Linked DNA regions of Homo sapiens: region 1 is linked to region 2. A link is an interaction called in ENCODE POLR2A ChIA-PET data of the cell type or tissue named here. Cell type or tissue: IMR-90. All regions are shown on one strand. Links, peaks and the distances in the headings refer to the core of each region. The heading gives the core; the rest is flanking DNA.

Evidence for each region. ChIA-PET counts read pairs that join two places held together with the same protein. Peaks named below come from ENCODE experiments on the same cell type or tissue, not always from the same donor. Only the 100,000 strongest peaks of a DNase experiment are listed, where the experiment ranks them.
Region 1: POLR2A ChIA-PET joins it to region 2 with 6 read pairs; 15 of 35 experiments call an interaction of 5 or more read pairs at or near these places.

The regions. Positions count from the first base shown.
Region 1 is chr14:51,659,832-51,662,646 of GRCh38, forward strand. All of the region lies in intron 1 of FRMD6 (FERM domain containing 6), which reads left to right. Among named protein-coding and RNA genes, the nearest start is that of FRMD6, 9.3 kb to the left of the region's middle. In IMR-90, for the core only: no CTCF peak of the experiment used is centred there; no DNase peak of the experiment used is centred there.
Region 2 is chr14:51,538,163-51,540,977 of GRCh38, forward strand. The region is part of intron 2 of FRMD6-AS2 (FRMD6 antisense RNA 2); the gene reads right to left. It also overlaps a transcript of FRMD6 not described here. Among named protein-coding and RNA genes, the nearest start is that of FRMD6-AS2, 60 kb to the right of the region's middle. In IMR-90, for the core only: no CTCF peak of the experiment used is centred there; a DNase peak (open chromatin) is centred at 1,639; H3K27ac peaks cover 224 bases.

The DNA.
Region 1 (2,815 bases), core at 62-2,561, 120 kb after region 2:
TGGCACAGTTTATATAATGTGGGTCAGAACCATTTGTGATTTTCTGTTATGAGGGCCAGAGTTTGAGATTTTAAACCATTCATTCAAAGAAACTTAAGAAAGACACAGTTAAACACCTTAGAAAGATACATTTTCATCTAACTAGCCTAATTACGAGCTCAGCTAAAAAAGGTACAGGATCCTCTAGAAGAATCGTGCTGTATCATTCTGATCTGTTTGTTAAAGGGCGGGGGACCTAGTCCAGATAACCCAGTTCCCCGTTTTGATTGTGTGTGTAAAATCTTGAGCTTAGTAAACTTAGCACTTTAAAAATGTTCACTAAGTCCATCAAAAGCCAGGTTTTATGTCTTTATGAAGTATTCAGGACTGTGCTGAATACTTTGTGCAATTTCTGTCAATGTGTTTCATGTCTAGTTGGGGGAACAAAATACATGTGTTTGAAAAGATATTAGATGTTTCCAGATGAGTGTGAAGTTGAGCTTTCGTTTTAGGGTCCAAAATCAAGGATGATCACATAGGATGTTCCCAGCCTTCCTGGGGCCACTGGATTTATACTGGTTAGTGAAGTCAGGCTAAGATTTTTCTATCCTTCAAGCCCATAGAAAAGGGGCTTTTCTAGTAGCAACAGAATGTGCAAGATCTGGTAAAAATCTCAAATATTAAAAGACAACTATGAAATTAAAATTATTAAATGTTTAAATTCATGCATTCAATATAATGTATGCCTAGGATATGCCAGGCACTGGTCTAGGTCTGAGAGATGTCAGTGAATAAAATAAAGGAAAAAAAAAAAAAAAAAATTCTGCCTTCGTGGACCTTATATTCTATTAGGAGGCAATCAGCATAAGAAAATAAGTGTTGTAGTATTTTGGAAGGTAATAAGCCTGATGGGAAAAAGAAAAAGTAGAGCAGGCTAAGGGACAGTAGGAGTGCTGGGGGAGGGAGGCAGGGACTTTGCGATTTGGTGGAGTATAGTCAAGGTAGGCCTCACTGAGAAGAGGGCTTGAAGGAGGAAGAGAGCCACACAGAGCTAGCTGGGGGAAAAGTGTTGCAGCAGAGGGACTAGTGAAGGCATCAGGCGGAAGCATGCCTGATGTGTTCCAGGAGCAGGGAGAAGGCCACAGTGGTGGAGCACTGAGAGCAGGGAGAGAAGGAGTAGTAGATAAGGTTAGAGATGTTTGGAGAGCACATGTTTGGCTTGTGTGGACTGTATTCAGGACTTGACTGTGAGTGGAATGGGGAGCCAGGTTTTGTGCAGAGGAGTGAGAGGATTTGATTTGCATTTTAATAGAATCACTGGTTGCTGTAGGAATCTGGAATTTAGGGAAGAGGTCTAAGTTGGAGATACAAATTTGGAAGTTGCCAACAGAATTTGGGTGAGATCACTTGGGGAATATGTGTAGTCAGAGAAACAGGCTTATGGACCAAGCCTTGGGGCATATCAGTATTTACAGTTTGTAGAGAGAAGAAGAAATCACACACATAATCCAAGAAGTGTTTTAAGCCAAAGTAATTATGCACGTTTTTCCAACATAGTGAACCCAATTAAGTGTCTCCATTCCTTGAGTAACAATGTTATCACTAGAAGATATTGTGAACTCTATTGATCTACACAATGGAAGAATGAACTATGAGTTGTTTTTCTAATTGCGTTGATGGTCTTGGGCTAAACCTGGATGCTTCATCTTTTAGAGGTTGTGTTGATAAGGAGGAATCAGTAAAAGAAAATTAAAAAGGAGCAAGCAGAGGATAGGAAGAAAATTAGAAAAATGTCCTTGTAGTCAAAGAAAATATCTCCAGCAGAAGAGTGGATCAGTTAGCTCACATGTTGCTGAGAAGTCAAGCAGGGTGAAGACTGAGAGTTGCTCATTGGATTTAGCAACCTGGGGAGTCATTGGTGATGATGACAAGAGCTGTGTCACTGGAGAAGTGGAGATGAAAACCTTATTGGAGTGGGTTCAAAGAGAATAAAAAATTTATGAAAGATAACTATTACTTGTAATTCAGTTTTGTATATTACAAATATTCAATATTGATGTGGGTACATTTTAATATGCCTGGTAGGATGTGCAGTGGGACTTTGGAAATGGGAATGTTGGAGGCCGTGCATATCTTCAGCAGGCTTTGTCAGGGTTAGGGAGCCTTTGAGCTTTTCCCTAGTTATTATTGGTAGGGGTAGGGCTCTAGTATATAGATTGTAGTTTGTATATTTTGAAATAGAGAAACGGTTCTATGCAGTTTTTTAGTTCTTTGTTAAATGTCTTTGGATGAGAACTATATCTTGAAAATACTCATACTTTGTTTAAAGACTTTTTCATTTCTAGTAAAGATGTGTTCTTTAATTCAATCTATTGATCCTTGTCTTAGATTGTTTTTTGATACTATAATGGAGTACCACACATAAGGTATTCTGTCCATAAAGAATGGAAGTTTACTATTGACATTCTTTACAGAACTAGAAAAAAACTATTTACAAATTCACATGGGACCAAAAAAAAGAGCTTGAATAGCCAAGGCAATCCTAAGCAAAAAGAACAAAGCTGGAGGCAACATGGTACCATCTTCAAATTATTAGAGCAACAGTGACCAAAACAGCATGATACTGGTACAAAAACAGACACATAGAGCAGTGGAACAGAATAGAGAGCCCAGAAATAAGGCCACACACCTGCAGCTGTCTGATTTGTGACAAACCTGACAAAACAAGCAATGGGGAAAGAATTCCCTATGCATTGAATGGTGCTGGGATAATTGGCTAGCCATATACACAAGATTGAAATTGGACTGCCTCCTTATACCATATACAAAAATTAAC
Region 2 (2,815 bases), core at 182-2,681:
TCTCGAGTTAATTTTTGTGAAAGGTACAAAGTCTGTGTCTAGATTCATATTTTTGTATGTGTTAACTCTGTACATTTTAAAATTGGGTTGTCTTTTTTATTGTTGAGTTTTAAGAATATATATTGTAGTTATAAGTCCCTCACTTGACTTATCTATGATATGAGAATATTTTGTCCCATTCTGTGGGTTTTTTACTTTTTCGGTGGTGTACTTTGAAGCACAAAAGTTTTTAATTTTAATGAAGTTCCATTTATCAATTCTTTTCCTTTGTCACATGTGAATTTGGTGTCATAGCTAAGAAATCATTGCCTAATCCAAGAACAGGAAGATTTACTCCTGTTTTCTTCTGAAAGCTTTATAGTTTTAATGCTTGTATTTAGGTCAATTATATGTTTTGAATTAATCTTTGTATTTGGTGTGAGATATTGGTGTAACATCATTCTTTTGAATATTGATATTCAGTTGTTCTGGCGCAATTTATTATAAAACTATTCTTTCCCCATAATTTTCCTGGCACCCTTGCCAAAAATCAACTAGCCACCTAAGATAATAGGGTTTATTTCTAGACTCTCAGTGCTACCCCATTGATCTGCGTGTCTATCTTCACAGCAGTACCACAATGTCTTGATTACTACAGCTTTGTGGTAAGGTTTGAAATTGGGAAATATGTCCTCTGCTTTTTCATTTTAGGATCATCTTGTCTATTTTAGGATTATCTTGTCTATTTCTACAAAGGAATAATCTGGGATATTGATGGGGATTGTGTTGAATCTGTAGATCAATTTGGGGAGTTTTGCGTTCTTGGATGGTTCATTGCTAGCATCTAGAAATACAATGGACTTTTATATATTGATCTTGTATGGCAAAACCTGGTTGGACTCAGGTATTGGTTTTAATGGGCTTTTTCTATTTTTGATGGGTCCTGCTTCCACTTTGCACTACTCTCCTCATTTCTGAATTCCACCGTTTTTGACCTTTTTTCAATTTCTCTAACACACTAAGCTCCCCCTTGTCACAGGGCCTTTGCACATGCTGTTTTCTGTCTGGATGTCACCCTTCTGAATTCTTCCACCTAGTTAACTATTTTTCACCTCTCCCTCCCTGAGCTGCCCCCACCTCAGTCCATGTCTGTCCCTTTTGGGAAGCCATCATAGTACTGTGTTTCTTCTCAACATTTACCTTAGCTTATGAGCTCATTTGTGTTATATTTTGACCAATGTCTATTTCCCCAGCAGACAGTAAGCCTCTGTTTTTCTCATTATTATATTTTTCAACATCTACATAGTGCCTGACACATAGTGGATGCTTAACAAGCATTTTTTGAAAGAAAAAAATGAATACATAGATAGCATTGGGAACATGCACCTATCACAAAGAACTTTGGGCAGGTTGGTAGGGGGAGCAAATTTAAAGTTGGGCATACCATCTATGTAACCAATTCTGGCTTCCTTCTGGGCAATTACATTCCAGAATGGAATGTGATTGTCTGGGAGAGCAGAGGCATTGAGTATGTAGCCAGTAACGTGGTTCCCCCAACCCCCACCTTTCTCTCTCTACTAAAGTTTCTTGCCTTGTGGTGGGAAACCCAGAAAGAAAAATCCAGCCATCTGAGTCATTTGCAGATGACTTCTTTGTCTGCTTCTTACCTTTCCTGAGGTACAGCTGACTTATGAGGGTGGGGGGAGTAGAGGAAGGTGGGGAGTTGAAAAGATTCATTTACTTTCCTTACCAAATTAGTTCACTCTAACAAAAATAGGGAAATCCCCAACCAGCTGTTCCAGTGACTAGCAAGAAAAATATTCTCTTGGAACACTCCAACAAAAGGCACACTTTGTGTGCTGGCTGTCTTAAAAAGAATGCTTTAGAGCCTTCCAACTATTGCCCACCCTGAATGCTTTATAAATATCAGTGGCAATAGTTAGAACGTGTTTTTTTTCTTAATTGAAATTCTAGTGCTTTGGTGATGGCATAGATCCCCAGAATCAGGAGAAACATTGAGGGTGATAGGGAACCAAGAGAAGACTAGCTCAGGGGCCAAAAAAATGGAGCCAAGATATGGTGGGGCTGCCACTTGTTGGTGTGTGACAAACTTTCTGCCCTATTCTTGGAATCCATGTTCCAGTTGTCAGGCCGGACAGAAGGAAAATGTTTGCATACAGAGAAAGAAGGTTGGGAAGTAGATATTTTTCACTTTGATGTATATTTTAGATGTTCCTTATGCATCTGAAATGGGGTTTTGCTTCAGGTGTTTTGAGACCTTTTACCCGTGGTGAAATATTGTATTGTGAAACTGCGACACCATCATGATAGGGGCCGTGCTGTTTTGTCTTTGGGTCTTCATTGGCTACCACAATGCCTGGCTTAGAGTAGAGGCTCAATGAAAATTGGACAGAATGTCTTAAATAAGATGATTCATGGCAAACTTGCTTTGCAAAGTAGATTTTACAGCCCTGTGAAGTAAGCTCACTTCCTGTGTTTTTTATTTTGTCCTGAGGCTCATCCTTTTTATCTTCTGTGCCACAAGATACAAATATTTATAGTACTTAATTTTTAGTTGGAGTAGATAATTTATTATAAATAAATTCCATGAGCAAATAAATGAAATAATTGTTTTGCTGTCAATAAAATTTAAAGGAAAATGATTCAAAAGTGAAAAATATAGCTTACTAGTCATGGTTTTTCAATGCTTTGTCATAGGAAATTTTAAAATACTAGGAATTCATATTGAAACAAGAATGGAAAAGGAAGTTTATGAAAGCACAATACTCAAATCCATTTACTTTTTTAGACTAATATATTAAGGTAAACACCATGC